Regions from separate parts of the Homo sapiens genome. Here region 1 is linked to region 2. The links are chromatin loops, found by intact Hi-C in ENCODE. Cell type or tissue: heart right ventricle. All regions are shown on one strand. Each heading gives the region's core, and the rest is flanking DNA. Links, peaks and the distances in the headings are about the cores only.

Region 1 (10,491 bases), core at 2,004-7,003, 120 kb after region 2:
CAGGAGGAAATTGAGAGACAAGGTCTCCGTGGGAGCCTGTGAATGGGGCTGGCACCCAGCCAGATGCCCACGAGGGCTGTTATTATAGGAGGCTCTGGAGCTAAGAGGGGCTGGGGACGGCATGATCAAGATTACATCTTTGGCTGGGCGCGGTGGTTCATGCCTGTAATCCCAGCACTATGAGAGGCTGAGGAGGGCGGATCAGTTGAGATCAGGAGTTCGAGACCAGCCTGGCCAGCATGGTGAAACCCTGTCTCTACCAAAAATACAAAAATTAGCCAGGTGTGGTGGTGTGTGCCTGTAGTTCCAGGTACTCGGGAGGCTGAGGCAGGAGAATCGCTTGAGCCTGGCAGGTGGAGCCTGCAGTGAGCCGAGATCGCACCTCTGCACTCCAGCCTGGGCAACAGAGTAAGACCCTGCTTAAAAAAAAAAAAAAAAAAAAAGATTATGTCTCTGGAAGATGGACTAGGGAGGAATTGGCCCTAGAAAAAGCAATTTCCTAGAACTGGTCCTAGAAGCAGCAAAAAAATAAATAAATAAAAAAGAAAAAGGGGTGGTGGTGGTGGTGGTAATTAGGGCATGCATTTCCCTTGAAGCCCTGGGGTTAGAACCTTTCACCCCTTGTAATATTCAATTCCCTGCAGGTTTAGTAAACATAAGGATTATCTAGATGATGAAGAAAATGATGTCAGAGTCTTACTGACCTACCAAACTCTAGTAGTTTGGACAGAACTCCTTTCTGATCCAAGTTCACAATGCCCCGCTCACCCATCAACGCTTTCACACTACGTGCCATGTCACTGGGTGCCACTCCAAGCACTCAGGTGCATTCACTCATTTAGTTCTTTTTTTTTTTTTTTTTTTTTTTTTTTGAGACAGAGTCTCACTCTGTTACCCAGCCTGGAGTGCAGCGGGGTGATCTCGACTCACTGCAACCTCTGCCTCCTGGGTTCAAGCAATTCTCCTGCCTCAGCCTCCTGAGTAGCTGGAACTACAGGTGCCCGCCACCAGGCCCAGATAATTTTTGTACTTTTAGTAGAGACGGGGCTTTGCCAAGTTGGCCAAGCTGGTCTTGAACTCCTGACATCAGGTGATCTACCTGCCTTGGCCTCCCAAAGTGTTGGGATTACAGGTGTAAGCCACTGTGCCTGGCCGCTCATTTAGTTCTCAAAGCAACCCAAGGGGGAAACTGAGTCACAAGGGTGTAGGCCACTTGCCCAAGGCCACACAGCGAGGAAGTTGCACAGCCTAATCACAGGCCTGACACTAAACCAAAGATGGGCCAACATTTCCTGTAAAGGGCCAGAAGGATTTTAGACTTTGCAAGCTATATGGTCTCTGTTAGGATACTCAGCAATCCTATTGCAGCTCAAAAGCAGCCACAGGCAATGACTAAAGAAATGGGCACGGTTGTGTTCCAGTAACACTTTATTTACAAATACGGGCTGAGGCTAGATTTGGCCCAAGGGCTGTAGTTGTGGATGAACTCTTGTTCTAAATCACCATGCTGTACTGCCCCCAGCAGGCGTGTTGAAGAATAAATGTGTCCCACCTGGGCTGGGTGTGGTGGCTCACACCTCTAATCCCAGCTCTTCAGGAGGCTGAGGTGGGAGGATTGTTTGAGGCCAGGATTTTGAGAGCAGCCTAGGCAACACGGTGAGACCTTGTCTCCACAAAAAAAAAAAAAAAAAAATTTTTTAAAAATTAAAAAACAATGTGTCCAGCCTGGGCTATAGAGGCCTTTGGACTGGGATTAGAGAACTTCCCTGGTGTCCCATGTTGCCCTGGGTTCCAGCTCCACATATGGCGCAGCTTCCTCCCAGGCCCTATCAACTCGGTCTTAGCACATGTGTTACCCTCGGCGCTAGGGCTGTGGAGGGAAAGCACTACCCGGAACATATAACCAAAACCGGGGGTTTCCAGGCCCGGAGATTCCTGGAGGTCTTCCTACCTCGACTGGGATGAAGCTGTAACGGCTTTGAAGTTCATCATTGATTTGAATTTTTCTTTTTATTATACTTTAAGTTTTAGGCCCCACAGCAGGCCCCCCACAACAGGCTCTGGTGTGTGATGTTCCCCTTCCTGTGTCCATGTGTTCTCATTGTTCAATTCCCACCTATGAGTGAGAACATGCGGTGTTTGGTTTTTTGTTCTTGCGATAGTTTGCTGAGAATGATTCCAGCATTCATCCATGTCCCTACAAAGGACATATAGTTTCCAGCTTCATCCATGTCCCTACAAAGGACATGAACTCATCATTTTTTATGGCTGCATAGTATTCCATGGTGTATATGTGCCACATTTTGTTAATCCAATCTATCATTGTTGGACATCTGTGTTGGTCCCAAGTCTTTGCTATTGTGAATAGTGCCGCAATTTTCTACCATACCTCCCAGGAGAGCATGCTCCTCCCTCCTCCCCAGAAACTACTCAATTTACATCCAAATACCAGGAGGCCTTCTAGCCGGGGAAGAGATGGCTCGAGAAGGGGCAAGGAGGAGGGACCACGGGGCACGGGGCCCAGGCCTGAGGAGCTGCCTGACTCACCAGCACCGGCCAGGGCCTAGGGTGCGGCCTGGCCTCCCCATGGGTTTCTAGTCCTTTGTCCAGAAAAAGGGGGCCTGGACTAGGGCCCTGCTACTCTAAGTGTGGTCCACGGACCAGCAGCATTGGTATCTCCTGGGAATTTGTGAGAAATGCAGAATTCCAGGCCCCTCCTTTGCCTTGGGAATCAGAATGTAAACCTGAGCAGTATCCCAGGTCATTTACACGCACGCACATTCAATTTCCAATAGCATAAGATCAGGAGATCGACAAGGCTTTGTGGTGGAAGCCGTTGCTTCTGCCTGTCCAGCACATACTCCCCTGTGTTTGGTAAAAGCACCCTGTTTTCGCTTTTTGAGATGGTGTCTTGCTCCCCACTTCCTGCCCGGGCCCTAAGAGGTTCACATGGCACTGAGTCCTCCCAAGGGGTGGAAGCACGTGACCCAGGCCTAGCCAATCAGAGCATGCGATTCCCCTGTCCCCCCAGTGATTGGGTGACTGGTTCTGGGGCATGGAAGAGATGTGGTAGCAGGGTGGCGGAACCTAAGTGGGCAGCTGCTGGTGGCTTGTCTTGGTACCACATGGGGCACAGGGGGGGTTGAGAGATGAAGAATAGGTCATTATATCGTTTGAGCTCCTGGACCCAAACGTGCCTGAACTTAAGATAACCAAGAATCGGGATGAACAATTCTGCTAGCCTTGGATTTGAACTGAAAGCATGAAAGAGAGCTCTAATGTTCAAGGAAAGCCCAGGTCTCTCTCTCTCCTTTTTTTTTTTTTTGAGACAGAGCCTCACTCTGTCGCCCAGGCTGGAGTGCAATGGCGCGATCTCAGCTCACTGCAACCTCTGCCTCCCGCGTTCAGGCAATTCTCCTGCCTCGGCCTCCCGAGTAGCTGGGATTACAGACATTCACCACCATGTCCGGCTAATGTTTTTGTATTTTTAGTAGAGACAGGGTTTCAGCACGTTAGCCAGGCTGGTATCGAACTCCTGACCTCAGGTGATCCACCCATCTCGGCCCCCCAAAGTGCTGGGATTACATGCGTGAGCCTCCGCGCCCGGCCTCTCTCTCGTCTGTGGTTTTCCCGTCTTCCCTTTAGCACTACTGCTCACCTCGCAGAGGTGTCAGGACCCAGGTTTGCAGTCGGCATTAAGGCACTGAATCAGCAAGCTTTTACTGAGCGCCGACTGCATACAAGGTTCTGAAAACACAGGAAGATACAAAAAAAAAAAAAAAAAATTAAAAACCAATGCCCTGCCCTCAAGGAGGTCACACAGCACACATAATGGGAGAATGTGTTTATGAAGCAACATGTGACAAAATTAATGTGGTCCAGAAAGAGTTTCTAATGTTGAGTGGGTGCTGGAGAGGGGAATAAATAGTCCCTCCATCTGGCCTGCTCTCCCGCCCCCAGCCCCAGGGAGGCTCCTCTGCCACCACTGGGAGGAGATTGAAAGCAGCCCTGCCCACACGGAAGGCTCACCTCCAGTGAGCAGCCCAGGCTGGCAGGTTCCAACCCAGCCCCCCAGGCCGTGCATGGCTCCCTGCCTCCCACCTCCACGCCCTTGCAAGGGATGATGACTGTGCACCTGGCTAGCTCCCCGCTTGGCACGCTGCTGTACCTGAGTGGGTGTTTCAAAGCGGCTGCTCTTTCTTGCCTACTTGCAGCACCCAGACCTGGGTAGACCCTTGCAGTATCAATCATATGGGGGAGGAGGATTTAAAAGCAGTGACATCCCCAAATCCATGTTCCTTTTTGCAACCCAAGGCCAGCTTATTTCATACCTGGCCCACACTCAGCCCAGTTCATGCCTAGAGTTATTTGTTCATATCTGCCACCCCTCTTCGCAAACTGTTTTAAAAGGTGTGCATTAAAGCTTATTGTCAAGTAGAAAAAAAGAGCAAGGCTGGGGGCTGCCCCATATGGTTGTGTGGGTTGTGCAGTATGCAAATGGCTCCCTCTAGAGGTACGAGAGCTCTAAAACACTGACAAAGGTAGGTCTAGGGTTGGGAGGTCCGGCTGACTTGATGTGTTCATCCCTGATTTGTCTGATCTCTTAGAAATAGCAGTGCTCCCCACTCTGACAGTCTGTGTTGTGCAAGGTCACTGGAAAGGCCAATGCTTTACGGCTTGTTTCATTTGTCGTCCTCACTGCAAGGGTTTCAGAACTCAGAAGGAAGATAACAAGAGACAGGGCCCCCAACACTTCCCATTTTTACTTGTGAGATTTTCTGAAGGTGCTGAAGCTGCACAGGCCACAACAGGACACAGGATATGGTGGCTGAGTGAGAGCAAAGCCTCTGCTTTAATAATTGCAATGAACTTGCTTTAGAGACCTTTAAGGAACGCCCACCCCACAGTAAATTGCTGGAAGGCCAATCCCTTCACTAGCAATTTAATGCTAAGAGCCGATGACGTTCATCAAATCTGACAGCATTTTGGTAAACGACGGCTCTGTTGATTAGGCCGCTGTCCACCCAAGTATTACAAGGCTGAGGAAGCCATAAATCTTAATCCACAGATAGCAGCATAAAGATCTAAGGCCCAGAAGTGGTGGGGGGAAAAGGACAGTATGAACAAGAGGCCATACATCACCACCAGCCCATTCCACAGGGAAGGTGGCAGCTCGGGAGCCCAACACAGCCATCGCCATGATCCTCCCCAAACCCCCAGGAATCTGAGGGGCTTGGGAAGGGTTTTACAGGTGGAAGTCATCGGCTTCTTGGCCAGGAGCCAGAGTTGGGATGACTCTGTGACCTTCTGGTCAAGGGATCTGGAGGCCAGTGTACCTGACGCAGCCCCTCCTGTCAGGGCAGCTCTACCCAAATGTGCTTTCTTATTGTTGGGTGAGACCGTAAGAAGAGAAACCTGTTCTCCTGGAGGCGGTGAATGGATTGGGCTTGGTCAGTAGAAACAGGGTGTGTGATTCAAGAGAGTTTCAGGGCTGGGCGCAGTGGCTCACGTCTGTTAATCCCAGCACTTTAGGAGGCCAAGGTGGGTGGATCGCATGAGCCCGGGAGTTCAAGACCAGTGTGGGCTACATAGCAAGAACCTGTCTCAAAAAAAAAAAAAAAAAAAAATCCAGCAAGACAGCCAGGAGGAGAGTACAGAGGGTGAATGGGGAGGCAAGGGGGCTGTGTGGACTGTGAATAAGGCTGGGACTGCAGGTGCTCACTGTGCACTGGGACCACTGCATCCCACCACGGTGTCCCCTGCTGACCAATGTGAATACACAAGGCGACCGTGTGGCCCCACTGATACCTCCTGGTTGGCATGGCCCTACAAGTGAAACCCCAAGACCGGGAGAGGACTGTGGTCCCTCTCTTGGTGGAGCAGCTTTTGAGAACTGGCCACTGGCCACTGGGGACTTGGCTGCCTTGACCACTCTGCCTACCTTGGCTGCCCCTAAGCATGGCAGGAGCCCATCCAAAAGGGTTAGGATAGAAAGATTGTCTTCCTCTCCATCCCATGGACCCAAGACTCTGTCTCCATGGACTGTCTACCATGGAGAAACTTTGGACTTAACTCCACTTCTTGGAGCCAGAGCAAACCAATCCAGCCTGTCTTCCTCATGACGGTAATAATGGTATAGCTGGCACCCCCAGTCTATTCACTCTGCTACCTCCAGCCTTCTTGACAAGAAGCTATAGGACTCATGGTTCCTGCTCATGTGGCCAGGGCAGGCAGGGTTTGCACCAAATGAACTGGTCTCTGAGGGGCTCTAGTCATAGCCGATGGAGGTAGGAGGGGGTGCCTCATCCAGGCTAAGCAGCAGCAGCCCAGGCCATGCCCTGAGAAAGGGATGAGCTGAGAGATTCAGACTGTCTCTGTCTTGGAAACTTTCAACTAACAAATATGGAGGGAGTGTAAAACCGTGTGTGGAGAAGGCACGATGGATCAGGGGAACACTGAAGCTACGAGTTGGCGGCAGCTCAGGGACAGGGAACAGAAGTGCAAGGACGGGGGCTGGGGAAGGTTGGTGGAGAGAGACGTAGCCCTGCTTCAAAGGCTTCCTGGTCCTCCTGTAGCCCCTTGCTCCCATGGGCGGTCCTTTCTGCACACATGAACCCAAAATATGAACCCAAACGTGGCGCTCTACTGTTTCAACCCTCTTGGAAATTCTCACATTTAGATTGAAATCCAAACTTCCTCCTGTGGTCTTCTAGGCCCTGCATGGCCGGTTCTTCCTACTTGCAACCCTGACACCCTCATCCCCACCCTTTCTGCCACCCTGTCCTGATCGCCCTGCCTCCTCTCAGCCTGTGCCCAGTGCCCGCTGCTCTCACTGTCCCCTCACCTGAAAGCCTCCCCCAGCCACAGATCTTTCCGGGGCTGGCTCCAGGTAACTCTCAGGCCCTGGCTGCGATGCGGCCCCTTGGGAGGCTGTGCTGCCCACCTTCGCTGAAGGAGCGCTCCCCCGACAGCTTCTCTTTCAGGCTGCTGTCCTCTGTCCTTCCTTCGTAGCACTGTCTTCCGACTCCCTTGCTTGCCTTTGGTCCTTTGCCTTCCCAACCTCCCCACCCGCTCCCCATCAACATGAGCTCCAGGAGAGCAGGGCTGGCCTCACTTATTGCTTGGAACCCGGCATCTGTAAGTGCCAAAACTGAGTATGTGCTCAATACATGAGCACGGAATGAAAGAAGTAAAGTATGAGTGAGCAAAGGAACATACTAGAGTGAAGAGCCCTGAGGCCTCCAGGCTGAGCTGCCCTCCCCATCTGCCCCTCTGTGATTAAAACAACAACAGGCAGCACCATTCACTATTTCTCCTGTGCCAGGCACTGCTTCAGCTTCTCTCCAAACACAGACCCCACTGATCCTCATTAATTGCCCTCATTAATTACCATTACCAACCTCACATGACAAATGAGAGCGCAGGCACCAAGGGGTTAAGCGTCTTAGCCACTGTGCAGCTGGCAGGAGGCGGAGCCAAGGCTTTGCACTGGGGCTGCTGGAAGGTTCCAGGGTCTATGCTCTTAGCCATTCCTCTGGACTTGTCTGTCACCTGTTCCCACCTGAAGCAGCAGGCAGCCCCTGCTGAGACCACCTGTAATGCACGCTGCACATGCTCCCCTCCAGCAGCCCTGGGAGGTTTCATTGATGATGAAACCAAAGCTCAGAGTGGTTACACGGCCAGCTCCAGAGCACACAGCTCACAGAGGTTACATGGCCAGGTCTGGGGTGCACAGCTCAGAGAGGCTACACAGCCAGCTCCGAGACACACAGCTCAGAGAGGTTACTCAGCCAGCTCTGGGGCACACAGCTCAGAGAGGTCACATGGCCAGCTCCAAGACACACAGCTCAGAGAGGTTACACAGAGAGCTCCAGGGCACACAGCTCAGAGAGGTTACACAGCCAGCTCCAGGGCACACAGCTCACAGAGGTTACACGTACATAGCTCAGAGAGGTTACACAGCCAGCTCCAGGACACACAGCCAGTGAGCAGTCCAAAGCCTACTCCTTCCACTCTCCAGGGGCTACAAATTCAAATGCCCCAAAGAACCAGACGGGAAATGGAAACACGAGATAAGAGAAATCATAGCCTAAATCTGATAATAAACCACAGCTACCACTCAGCCTCACCACTGAAGCTCTGGGGAGTGGTGGGGACTTTGGCAAACAGGAAAGCTCATGCCCTATCCAAAGGCAGTAGCTGGACTTGGCTCCTGCTGCTGGCTGCCTAGTGGGGAGGAGGATGGCCCAGCGTGGGGGCCAGACTTTTCCATTTTTTCCAGGGAAGAAGAGATCTAGATTTTTGATTTTGAGATAGGGTCTTGCTCTGTCCCCCAGGCTAGAGTGCAGTGGTGCGGTCATGGCTCACTGCACCCTTGAACTCCTGGCTTCAAGCGATCCTAACTGTCTCAGCCTCCTCAGTAGCTGGGACTAGAGGTGTGCGCTACTATGCCTGGCTAATTTTTTTATTTTTAGTAGAGATGGGACTCACTATGTTGCCTGGGGTGGTCTTGAACTCCTGAGCTCAGGTGATCCTCCTTCCTCGGCCTCCCAAAGTGCTAGGATTAGAGGCATGAGCCATTGCACCTGGCTAGATATATTTTTAATATAAAATCTTGTTAATTTAAATGTTGGCAAGCTTCGAAAAGTCTTTTAAAAGCTGTATGAGCCCAACAACCATTATCTGGGGGCAAGTTTGACCCACAGGCTTCAAGTGGTTAACTTCTGGACCCCGCCAGGCCCGCCATCCATGTATTTGAAGTCAGGTGTCACACCCTCCTCCCAGTTAAGCAGTCCCCATGTCTTCACAGCCCGAGCTTCAAAGGCAGGAACTGAGCCTTCTTGAATTTTTTTTTTTTTTGAACCCTAGAGCCTTGCACAGTGCCTGGGCCCTGCTGGGTATCAATACATGTCTGTTAAATTAACAGATGATTTCATTCATGACACATGTAGTTCATTCACCACTTTTGAATGCTCCCTGGTTTGTGTCTATCTTTAAGGTTGGTTCCCAAAAGCCTGGGTGTGTGGAGCAGAGTCCATGCTCTAGACTGGAGGGGGCCGGCTCTCGGTACCCATCCCACACTCCTCCTGGGGAGCCTTTCTGTGGGGTAGAGGCCAGAAAGCCAAATACTGCATTTCCCAGACTCCCTTTCTAAAGCTGTCCTCACAGGGTTAACAAGAATTCTCACAGAATATAGTTATAATTCAGCATTAATCACTGCACTTTGACCCACTTCCTTGTAACTGAAATTCACTGGATACTGACCATTAGCATTCCCATTATTCCTTATAGATTTCTGACTGTAGAATCATTAAGGCTTTTGTTTAAGAATTGCTTAAGATGTTTTTCAGATCTTAAATTCCAGCAAAACAACTCACGCTAGCCAGTTTGAAGGCCCCCCACAGAAGAACGGGATCTGCGTGAGAACACAGCTTCTTCATCTCCCTGTCCCGTGACTTCCCCCTGCACTCTTCCACCAATCAATGATCTCCACACATCAGCCTACTCCAAAACCCTTAAAAACACTGGCCCCAAACTCCTCCGGGAGACAGATTTGAGGTTTCCTTCCATCTCCTCGTTTGGCGGCCCTACAATTAAATCTCTCTCTCTGCTGAAACCCAGGGTCTATGTGTATAGACTTGCCAGCATCGTGCAATGGACCTATTATGGTTACATTTTGGCTTGGGTTCTGGGTGTGATTTAGGTTCAGCCAATCAGATGGCCTCACACGAGCCAGGGAAAGCAGAAGTGAGGTGAGGAGAGGAGGGGGATAGATGTTGGCTGTTTCAGTGCTAAGCACAGGGCATGGAGTTCTTCCATAATGTTCCTGACTGGCTAGCCAGGCTGCGGGGCAGGGTCTTCATAGCGCTGTCCCAGCAGGCATGGAGTCACTCTGAGGCCAACAGCTGGGGCAGTAACTCCCTGATTCCTGGATTGCAGCTAAGGTGACACCTTCCTGATGCTGATACCCCACCTTCCCAATGGTGTCCTAGGCAGCCGCTCTCCTGGCAGGCCCAGGCTAAGTGGCCATGCTTTTGAGGCACCATTCCTAGAGGCCCAGCCCAGAGTCCCCTCCTCATGCTAGCCCAAGGACTTCGTAAGCACCCGACTCCCTGCACTGCATTTGTTTCTGCTTAAAATAGCCTGAGTGGTCTCTGCTGTTAGGCACTGACTGACCCCTGACTGATACAGTGTAGAAGGACAATTACAGCCCTCGAGGCATCAGGAAATCAGGAAATTAGCTATGATTAGGCCCTGTGAAGTGTGGGACCACAAGGAGAGACTGAGGAGGATGCTAATTAATCTTAGGCCAAGTTTTTTAAATTGCACAGACTCTAGGGCCAGCTATTAAGCCACAATCTAAGACACAAATATGGCTCCTGATAATAGAAGGCTCTCAAAACAAGTAGAAGAACTGTCTTAAGTGAGAAGTGAAGAAAGGCCTCATTAGCAACAAATTAATATTCATTGCAGGGGACAAAAGGAGGCCTC
Region 2 (10,491 bases), core at 1,843-6,842:
GGTCAGCAACATGGGTGCAGCTGTTGATCCAACTGGTGCCTTTCCTCTAGGGAGAGGCAGAGGCGCTCCTCCTGCAGAAAGGAAGGGAGGAAGGGTCCCTGACCTGGCTCTCATGTGCCCCTGGGGCCCCTCGTTCCTTCAGCATTTTGGGAGCCCCTCTATGTCAGTTACAGGACAAGTAAACCTGAAGTGTGGTGCTACCTGGCTTCGGGCGTGGCTGTCACTAGAACTTGGTCCCTGTCCTCCATCTCTCCATCTGCTTTCCTCAAGGGGGATTCCTACCTGGGCCCCCTGAGCTGAACTTGAAACATGGCCGGGCCCATCAGCATGACTCCTGGGGTTTTGCTGGCTTGCCTGGAAAGGGGAGCTTTCTCTTCTGCTGGGCTTGGAGCTAGCAGGACATAAGCCTGGAGCTGCCAGAGTGTGCCCTGGACAGAGTCGCCCAAAAGTAGATTCAGTGATGGCAAAGCAGAGGCCCAGGAAGCCCCTGTCCATCCTCCAGGGCCAACACCTCCTCCAGGAAGCATCCCTGACTTCCCTGGGCAGAGCTGGCCACATGTCCTCTGCTCATTCCCTTCGAGGTGACCTCTATCACCACCTCCATCTTATAGGGAAGGAAGCTAAACTTCACAGGGACTAAGTGATTTGCCCGAGGGCCACTGAAGGGATTTGAAGCCCCAAGTCCAGGAGTCCAGGGCCCTGGCTTCCAACCACATGTCAGGGACCCCTGGTGCTCGGGAAGGCCTTTTGGGGTGTGGGATCTGAGTCAAAGCACCCATTTCACTGCAGTGGGGGTCTCCCATCTCAGGCCACGTGCCCATTCCCCCCCACCCCCACCTCATCCCACTGTAGCCATTGTCTGGCTGGTGGGGCCCAGACCTGTGAGATGGGAACTCAGCCCAACATCCCCAGATGGTGAATTCAGGTCACAGAAGCTCTACCAGACAGACTGTGATTTGCTCAAGGGAATTTTAAGGCCCAAAGGCACAACTTGAGGCAGAAGGCTGTTTTTTAATGTCAATATATCTGACTTCTTCAATGTGTTGAACCCAGGGGAGCGTTCATAGAGACACAGGGCGGCATTGGGAGGGTCTGTGACCGGCCTGCTCAGAGGAGCATGCTGGCTAAGCTCCTGCTACACGGGGAGGGCCAGGGGCTGCCGATCCTGCTGTAAGATGTGACACAATTCTTTTTTTCATTTTTCTTTCTTTGAGATGGTGTCTTGCTCTGTCACCCAGGCTAGAGTGCAATGATGAGATCATAGCTCACTGCAGCCTCAACCTGGGCTCAAGAGATCCTCCTGCCTTAGCCTCCTGAATGGCTGGGACTACAGGTGTGTGCCACTAAGCCTGCCTATTTTTTTGGTAGAGATGGGGGTCTCTCTGTATTGCCCAGGCTGGTCTAGAACTCCTGGGCTCAAGCCATCCTCCAACTTTAGCCTCCCAAAGTACTGGGATTACAGGCGTGAGCCTCTACACCTGGTCTGTGATACAATTCCTAAGGCCCTAGAATAAATTCCATGGTGGGTATATGGTGGGGAGCCCAGATCTGGGGATCACCTGAGGCTGAGTCCTGGCTTTGTCAACTGTTACCTGGCAACGGTGATGCCAATCCGCCGTGGCAGGTGTTATTCCCTCCTCATTTTATAGATGAGGAGACAGGCCCAGGGAAGGCAGGCCACGTGCCAGAGGTTACGCAGCTGGTTGGGTCCAAGCTGAGACTCAGACTCAGGCCCTCCTGATAGTAGGGCCCTAGCTGAATTGCTACCTTTCGGTGGCCTCATTGTCACTTTTACATGACTGGAGGGCACCCATTCAGTCACCTGAGGCCAGAAAAGCCAGAGAAAAGGGCTCTTCCGAGGCTCTCTTCTTCATTCCCACCGAGGCTGAGTCTCAGAAGCGCCCCCCTGCTGCTTCTCACTCAGCAAAACATCACACGGAAATCACAATGTGGGCTCCAGGTCTGGCTGGCCAAGGTGGAGACTCCAGCTGTGTGGCCTTGGATGGGCAAGTGAACCTTCCTGGACCTCAGTTTTAGACCCTAAGAAATGGGGGTAATCACACCCACCTCCCATTGGCTGGAATGAGAATCCAGTGAAACAATGAATGCCCGTGAAGCCCTCAGCAGAGGCCTGGCCACCCGAGCACTCAAGGGACTTGAGGGACAAAACTGACCATGGCAAGCTGGGGCCTGGACCTGCCTAGGACCCCCCAGCACCAGGAGAAACGGTGCTGTGCAGTTCCCTGGAAATGCCCTGCGCTCTTTAGCCTGCATTTGCCATTTGCAGAAGGAAACAGCAGCTCTCTCTCTCCCTGGACATAACGCCCCCAGCTCCGTTTGGAAAATTCTGGAGGATTTATGCTCCTCTCTGGCTGCCACGCCAGCCATTCATCAAGGTGCTGCTTCCCTGATGCTGGACTGAGCACGGCCACTGCTCCCCAGCTTACCCCGCGATAGGTGTCCTCGGGAGATTTATTGTAGTTCCAGAAGCGCAGGCCTGCGATGCTTTCGGCCCTGTCCAGGCGGATCGTGACCACATGGTCCAGCCCCGGCGAGAAGGGGATCAGCCACATATGCTCATCCTCCATGGTGATGTTGGTGCCATCAATTAACCTGCAGCAATGGGGACGGAGCGGCAGGGGGGCGGCTCAGTGGGCACAGGAGGCATCACAGTGGGGCCCCCACCCCCTCGGCCCCAAGTACGTCCCCACTGCCTGGCACTAGCCTGGCTGTGTCAGGCTTGTTAAGGGGAGGTGTGACTGCTGAGAACAACAGTCAGAAGTCGTCTCTCATCTATGAAATGAGACATTTTTTAAAAGAAAAAAAAAAGGCTATGCTGTTAAAGGTGCAGAAAAGCAATCATCAGGGTTTTTGTTTTTTTTTTAAAAGGGAAAATGAACCATTTTTCAGAATCCTTTAGCCCAGTGATCCCATTTCTGGGATTTTCTTCCCCAGAAGGAAAATGTATTCAATATATGGGAAAGGCTATCCGAACCAAGATGCTCATTACAGTGTTATTTACAATAGCTTAAAAAAGGATAACAACCTAAAAGATCTCAAAATCAGGAAATGGTTAAGTAAATTTCACAGGGGTTAAGGTGCCATCATGAGGACACTGCAGTCACATGGAGGAGGCAGGACACTGATTATAAAGCTGAGAAATGAGGACAAGGACCAGGAGAGAGTGTGCAAAAGTGAAAAACATAATTGGGTCAGAGGGTATGGAGGTGAGTATTTTTCTCAAGTTTCCAAACTTTCTGTAAATTTGCTGTGTTGGCTTTACAGCATAGTTGGAAAGAAGTGTAGCCCTTCCTTCCCATGCTGGGGGAGAGAGGTACAAAAGCACCAGGTGAGCTCTGCAGCTCTTGGCTTGGAACAAGTAGAAGGAGGGGCAGGTGACTGTGGGAGCTGCTCTGGCTGGACCATGCTCTGTGACCGCATGGCCTGGATATCCCAGGGAAGCCTCTAACCTGTAGGAGGGAGCCCCTCATGCTCTTCCCAGCTGGCACTCTGAGCTTGTCACCTCAGCCCTATCGCACTCCTGTCCTGGCCAGTTTCTGGTTCCCTTGCTTGGGACATCCTGTTCATCCTCAAGTGGGCCTGTGTTTGTCCCAAGGACAATCGTGCCTCTCGCTTCCCCGGACTGCCCAGCATGCCTCAGCCCAGGCCTCAGGCCCTTGTCCTCGTGGCTCTGGCCCACGTGTCTGGCACTGCCATTCAGAAGCCTGGTCCTGGAAAAAAGGGCCCAGCTGGCAGCCTTTTGAGCAACCTCCCTCTCCCTCCCATTTTCTAGAACCTTCCCCACTCCACACCCTGGATTCCTGGTACCTCACAGCTGCTGTACTGGGAGAAACTTGGCCTGCTGCCACATTTCCTAGATTTGAAAAGAAACTTTTTGTTTCCTTTTACATTTTAAAGTTGTGAATTTGGAAAAAAAAAAAATCTCATAATCGAAGTGTTTACCCAAGGAGGCAATGTTTCTTTGTTCCCTAAAAGGCTGTTATTAAATTGATGGATGGTGTGTCTGACAATTGCTGGCATCTTAAAACTGAGGAAATTCAGCAATTCCACACTGGAGTGTCTGTGGAACTAAGCTGACTGAGGATGACCACTAGAGAACCTTCTATTTCCTTCTAAAGGCAATTATGTTTCTGTCCTAGAAATGGGGCTGCTCCATAGCAAACCTGCCCAATTCTGAGAGCAGAGAGAACTGCTGGAGCATTTGTAGCCGACAGTGAAAGGAAGACTCCACAGACACTCTCAAGAACATCTAAATGAATTCCTAGCTCTATCCATAAAAAAGCCTAGAAACAGCAACGGACCAAGTAGCAGTGAGCATCCCTAGTGGCCAGATTATGGTCTCTAAATACCATTACCCACTAAAAGGAACCAGGGCTTCTTGGAGAAATGGCTGATGCCAGGTCTGGGACAAGAAATAAACCAGATGAGCCTGAAGCATCTGTCACATCAGAAGGCAAGAAAGGTGACCGTTTAAAAGGATTCAGGACTTCCCAGCATCCAAGAGGGAATGATTTAAACATCAATCAGGATAAACACTGCAAAGAATTGACTCTTCAAATGCAGTACTGTATGTTTAAAATCCATGAGTTCATAATAATCCCTAAAAAGAAACACACGTTTTAGACGATGCTAGAGAAACAGTTATTTGGAAAGCCAAAAAGAAAAGGAGGGGAGAGAATCCAACACTTAGGCTGCCTTTCCCATCTGAATTTCACCACAGAGTAGCCAAATAATTGAGGGAAATTCTCTCTTTATTGCAGTTATTTCAGCAAATAAATTTAAAAAAGAATAGTAGGTGAAAATACCACCATTTTTCAACCCCTAATGAATTAATGGACTTCGCCAGCATGACTGGCTTCCAACATCACAAAGAGCCTGGCAACCAGACATTCTATTCTGTATGTCCCCAGGGCCATCTTGCCCTAGTAGTCAAACCTCAATCTGATCAGGCCTCTAGATCTAATTAACAATGTACTAGAAATACAGGGGAGCAAGGAGCAGACTAAACAATACCATAGAGATGCAGCCAGTAAAATTCAGGTCCACCTGGTTTCTTCAACAGGTAATTTACAAGAAAAAAATGGAAAAAGGGGAAAGAGAACCTAGAGAGGCTTAAGAGACATAGCAACCAATCACAACACATAGACCTTATCTGGATCTCAAATCAAATGAGCAAACTGTTAAAAAGGGTGGGTGTGGGGACTATGAATCTGCTAGATATCTGGTAATTTAAGAAATCATTGTTAACTTTTTCTTTCTTTCTTTTTTTTTTTTTTTTTTTGTGTTGAGACAGGGTCCCGCTCTGTTGCCCAGGCTGGAATGTAGTGGCACAATCACGGCTCACTGCAGCCTTGAACTCCTGGGCTCAAGTGATCCTCCCACCTCAGCATCTGAGTAGCTGGTACTACAAGCACATGCCACAATGCCTGGCTATTTTTTTTTTTTTTTTTTTTTTTTTTAGAGACACAATCTCACTATGTTGCCCAGGCTGGTCTTGAATTCCTGGGCTCAAGCAATCCTTCTACCTCAGCCTCCCAAGTAGCTGGGACTACAGGGACATGCCACAGTACCTGGCTACTTTTTTTTATTTATTTTTTATTTTTTATTTTTTTTTGTAGAGACATAGTCTCACTATGTTGCCCAGGCTGGTCTTGAATTCCTGGACTCAAGTGATCCTCCTACCTCAGCCTCCCAAGGAGCTGGGACCACAGACATGTGCCACAGTGCCTGGCTAATTTTTTTTTTCTTTTGTAGAGACACATTCTCACTGTTACCCAGGCTGGTCTCGAATTCCTGGGCTCAAGTGATCCTTCTATCTTGGCCTCCCAATGCTGGGATTATGGGCATGAGCCACTGCGCACAGGCAACTTTTTCAAGTATAACAATGGTACCAGGATTATGTTTTCTCTTAAATCCCTTATTGTTTAGAGGTATACACTGAAATACTGACAGAGGAAATGCTATCAGGCCTGGGATTTGCCAACAGATAATCTGGCAGGTGGGTGGTGAGTGGGTGGGAAGGATCCATAAGCCGCACTGTGCGTTGATCACTTTTCCAGCTGACTGGGAGCCAGGTCTCCAGGCTCCAAGCCTAAATACTCAGGAGAGTGACTTGCCAGGATGTTGGGGGTGGTCAGAGGGGCCCATGAGCAGTTAATGATAGCAGGGGGTGAGGCCACGGTTCAGGGCCACCTTATAGAAAAGCAGGGAGAAGCCTGCCACCAACTCTGCATGAGCTCAGCACCAGGCCAAGGGATGTGGCTGCAATGTGACATGCCATGGGAATGACTCCTCATTCTACTGATAAGGAAACCAAGGCAGGGGAGACAGTATAACTTAGTGGTTAAGTGAGTGGATGGTAGGTATGCCACAGGCCTGCGTTCCAATCATGACTCTGCCACTGCACTAGTCTAGGTGGCCTCTGCATATTTCAGTCTCCACATCGGTATAGTAGGGCTCATAATGGTCCCTTCCTCAAAGGGCTGTTTGAGGCTTCAATGGATGAACATGTGTCACCTGCTTCGCATAGCCCAGTGCCTGGCATTTAATAAGTGCTCAAAAACTGGCAGTCATATGATCAGTTATTATTATTAGCATTGCTGTTATTATTGAAGAGGTTAAGAAAGTTACCTAATAGTTGGCATGGGGCAGAGGCGGGATTTGAACTCCCATCCCTCTGACTCCCCTAGTTCACACCTCTAAGCAGCGCCCAGACCCTCTGGCTGTGCAGGGCAGGGGAACTGAGTGCTGGTCTGTGGGCTGCAGGTCCATGTGGATCAATGCTGTATTTGAGGCTTCCCCACCTACTGACTTGACGCAACCTTGGCTTATGAAATCTGACAAGTGCAGGGGAAAGTGCAGCCACCACCGCCTGTGGAGGCTTCCTGAGCCATCACCTCTAACCTCAAGGAGGGGAGAGGGAGCTTTCAGCCCCCGGGAGGCCTGGGTCATTCATGTGTAAACTCTGAACCATCCACTGCAAAGGTTTACAGACAGCTACTGTGTGCGAGACGCTCTGCTAAGCACAGAGAAGAAAATGCAGACCATGGCTGTGTCTGGAAGCATGGGAACCCGCCTTCAAATCCCGCCTGACACTTCCAGCTGTGTGGCCCTGGAGAATCACCTCCCACCTCTCTTTCCTGAGCCTTGGTTTCCTGAGCCTCGGTTTCCCTTGACCACATTACCTCACAGGGTGGCCAGGGGAGGGACATATGCGATTCTATTTGATGTCTGAATCTGAAGTCTCAGAGGCAGAACAATGTCCCCAAAACCCAGTGGGCATGAAAGTAAAGCTTCTGATAGACACTTACTTGTCCAGGGCCCGGGAGTCGTCAGAGTACTCGGGGAGCTCATTTAAGTCTCTGGGGGAAGCAGAGATCTGGTGCAGGTGGATGGGCAGCGCCTGGCCCTCCTTGCCCACCACTTCCAGGCCAGTGAGCCCCAGGTAGTGCAAGTCTCCCCAGGAGGCAGTGAAATTCAGCTGAAGGCCTGCAACAGGAAGAGAAGTGGCCCATTAGCACCAGAGGCTCCAGAGGAGGCATCTAAAATGAAGACAGGAAGAGGAATGCTATTCGGCCTCTATATTCTAGCAACTTCAACCCAGACCCAAAGTGCCTTGCAGGTGGGCTCTGTGGCTTTCCTCTAGGTGGCCTTGGGCCCAGGCCACTGTCAGTGCTCAGGAAACAACGGTAAGCTGCATGGGCGAGGGTTAAACCTGCACATAGCCCTGAGTCCTTCCTCCGCCTACCAGATTGTGCTGTCCCACCCGACACTGAACATCCTTGGTGGCTTCCCATGCTTTCTGGCCAACAACGCATTCCCCATCAGACTTCTATCTACTTCTCTGACCTCACTGTGCACCAGGGACCCTAGGCCCCACCCAGGCTGTCTTTCAGTTTCTCGTATTTATATTCCTCTCTCTCCAACCACAGGGCCTTTGAATGTGCTGTCACCCCTCCCTAGAATTCACATGGCCTGGTTGACTTGTGAGCACCCTTCAGATCCCAGCTCCCTTCCTCAGAGAAGCCCTCCTGAGTTCTTTGACCAGGTCAAACCTCCATTGATAACCTGCCATGCCACTGTACACTTCCCTTTCCAAGCCCTGGTCACTGCTGTAATCGCGTGATCTTGGTAAATACCCACTTGCCCCGCCAGATGCCTAACTCCTTGAGGGAGAAACCCCATCTGTTTCTCTAAACCACTGTGTCCTGAGCCTGGCATGGTGCCTGGCACACAGTAGGAGCTCAGTACAGATGGAATGATTAAACCAGCAACTACATGGAGACTTGTATCAGTAAGCCCCAGCGCTGGAAACTGACATTTTATGCAAATTGGCTGCTATCACAAACATTCACGTGGGCTCAGAGTAAAGGAAGTGACCTAGGGTGATACCGCCATCCTTTTGCCTCTGCTCCCATCCTCTCTCGATCAGAGACCATTTAGAAGTGACCTTCTGTGGCCCTGGGGCAAAACAGCCCAGATGTCATTCATTTGCCCAGGAAACTCAAATGGAATGAATCTCTTGATCAAGCCCTGTCAGATAATTGGCTGGAACGTCTCTTTCCTTAACGGTGTCTCATTAGAGCAAGACCAAACACAATAAACCCTTCTGCCCTTAGAGAATTTGCCGCATATTTTAGCACCCTTTTGGGTAGCTAAGTGTAAGACTCACTCTTTGCAGCGTTCACAGAAATGCCAGCACCACAGAGCAGGCAGAAGGAAGCAGGGTGTCATCTGGCACCACCCCCTTGCAGCTCAGATGAGGAACTGGAAGCCCAGAGAGGTGAAAGGACTTCTTTGTGGCCATGAAGAGGGGCTGGGTCACCTGACCTCCCTGGAGCTTGGTTTTCTCTCCCACGCCCCTGACATCTCCCAACATACTTTTTGTAACTTAGCCCTCAGATCCTTTTCCTCCTTCGTGGTGCCAAGGTAACTCTGAGCATCTCTGGGGCAGATGAAAAAAACATGTGGCCAGCACGGCACCCTGCACATGGGCTTCTCGCCGCATCATTCACGTGCAAAGTGGCTACAAGCTCGTCCCATCCCGTGTCCCTGCTGTTGCAATGTGATTTTGCCCCTCATCCCATCCAGAGTTGGAGTTTCCTTCTCTGCTCCTGACTCTGGGTCACGTGATTTGCTTTGAACACTGGGACAGAAGCCCACGTGAGGCAAGCAGAGCCTGTAAAGCACTCGGGGCTTGAGACTGCCATGCGAGGCAGCCCAGCTAACCCAGACACCTGTCTCTCTGGCCAGCAGCCTCCCCACTGCCAGACGGGTGGGTGAAGATGTCCTAGGTCATTCAGCTGCTGGTCCACCTCCCTGCTGATCAGGAACTCGAGCAGGCCCAGTAGAGGCCAACCAAGCTGGCTCACCCAGAGCTGCCCAGCCAAGATACTGAATTACCAGTCAGTCATGAATATAATTCATGGTAGTTGTGTTAAGCCAGTGGATTTTGGATTGGCTTGTTCGGCAGCAAAAGCTAGCTGACACATTCCTTCTCAGCATGAGTCAGTGTTCCAATGTCATTTCCTGAGAGGCCTTCCCTAATAACCAGAGCTCAAACAGCCCTGCTCACCCCATCACTCTCTACATCCTTACCCTGCTCGCCTTGTTGTTTATAGCACTGAATGCTTCCTGACAATCGAGTCTACATTGATTTGCTTATTTGTCTCCATCAGTCTCCCCCACTAAGACGGAAGTTCCCTGAGGCCAGGACTCTGCTGGTTTTGTTCACTGCTGTATCCCCGGAGCCCAGAACAGTGCTTAGTAGATGTTCAATGAATGTTTTTAGTAAAAATTTTAAACACATGACTAATTAACAAGTAGGGCTTCAGTAGATATCTGCAAGTAAATGAGACAAACGAAAACTATTGGGTTTTACCAACTTCACAGTCAACAGTCAACGAATATTTATTGGTCATCTACTGTGTACCAGAACCTATTTTTGGCATAAGAGCTGCAGGAATGAACAACAGAGCACAATCTCTGAACTCAAGAAGCTTGCATTCTAGCAAAGACTGTCAATAAGCACATAATGAACAAAGAAAGGCAACAGTTCCAAGAGTGATGAACACTATGAAAGAAAATAGCAACAGGATAGGGAGTGACTGAATATGAGCAGAGGTGGTCAGGGAGGGCCTCCCTGAGGAGGTGACATTTGAGCTGAGACCAGGGTGCTGAGAAGGAACCTATCATGTTTTTGCATTTCTGGAAGAAGAACATTCCAGGCTGAGAGGAGAGCAAATTTGACCCATAGGTGGAACCAAGCGGCCAAGGGAGAGAGTAGAAGAAAATGAAATCAGACAGGTAGGCAGGGGCTAGATCATATCGAGAAGCCTGGATTTTCCTCTCTTTGCAATGGGAAGCTACTGGCAGATTCTATGTTGAAGCAGGGGAGCAACATGATCTGATCTGCATCTTATAAAGCTCCCATCAGTTGGATTTTATAGGGAGACCAGGGAGGAAGCTGTT

What was found. A loop is a pair of places that touch in the nucleus more often than their neighbours do. Peaks named below come from ENCODE experiments on the same cell type or tissue, not always from the same donor. Only the 100,000 strongest peaks of a DNase experiment are listed, where the experiment ranks them.
Region 1: it touches region 2 in a loop (2.3-fold over the local background); 3 of 110 quality-filtered maps call a loop at or near these places.

What each region holds. Positions count from the first base shown.
Region 1 is chr16:27,633,972-27,644,462 of GRCh38, reverse strand. The region is part of intron 5 of KATNIP (katanin interacting protein); the gene reads right to left. Among named protein-coding and RNA genes, the nearest start is that of KATNIP, 89 kb to the right of the region's middle. RefSeq lists enhancers at 2,702-3,343, 7,143-7,643, 10,124-10,491. In heart right ventricle, for the core only: a CTCF peak has its summit at 4,513 (motif pointing left); no DNase peak of the experiment used is centred there.
Region 2 is chr16:27,758,431-27,768,921 of GRCh38, reverse strand. It overlaps KATNIP (katanin interacting protein), which reads right to left. Exons shown (of 28, transcript NM_015202.5): 19 at 7,332-7,509; 20 at 2,448-2,613. Among named protein-coding and RNA genes, the nearest start is that of KATNIP, 210 kb to the right of the region's middle. RefSeq lists an enhancer at 8,857-8,916. In heart right ventricle, for the core only: no CTCF peak of the experiment used is centred there; no DNase peak of the experiment used is centred there.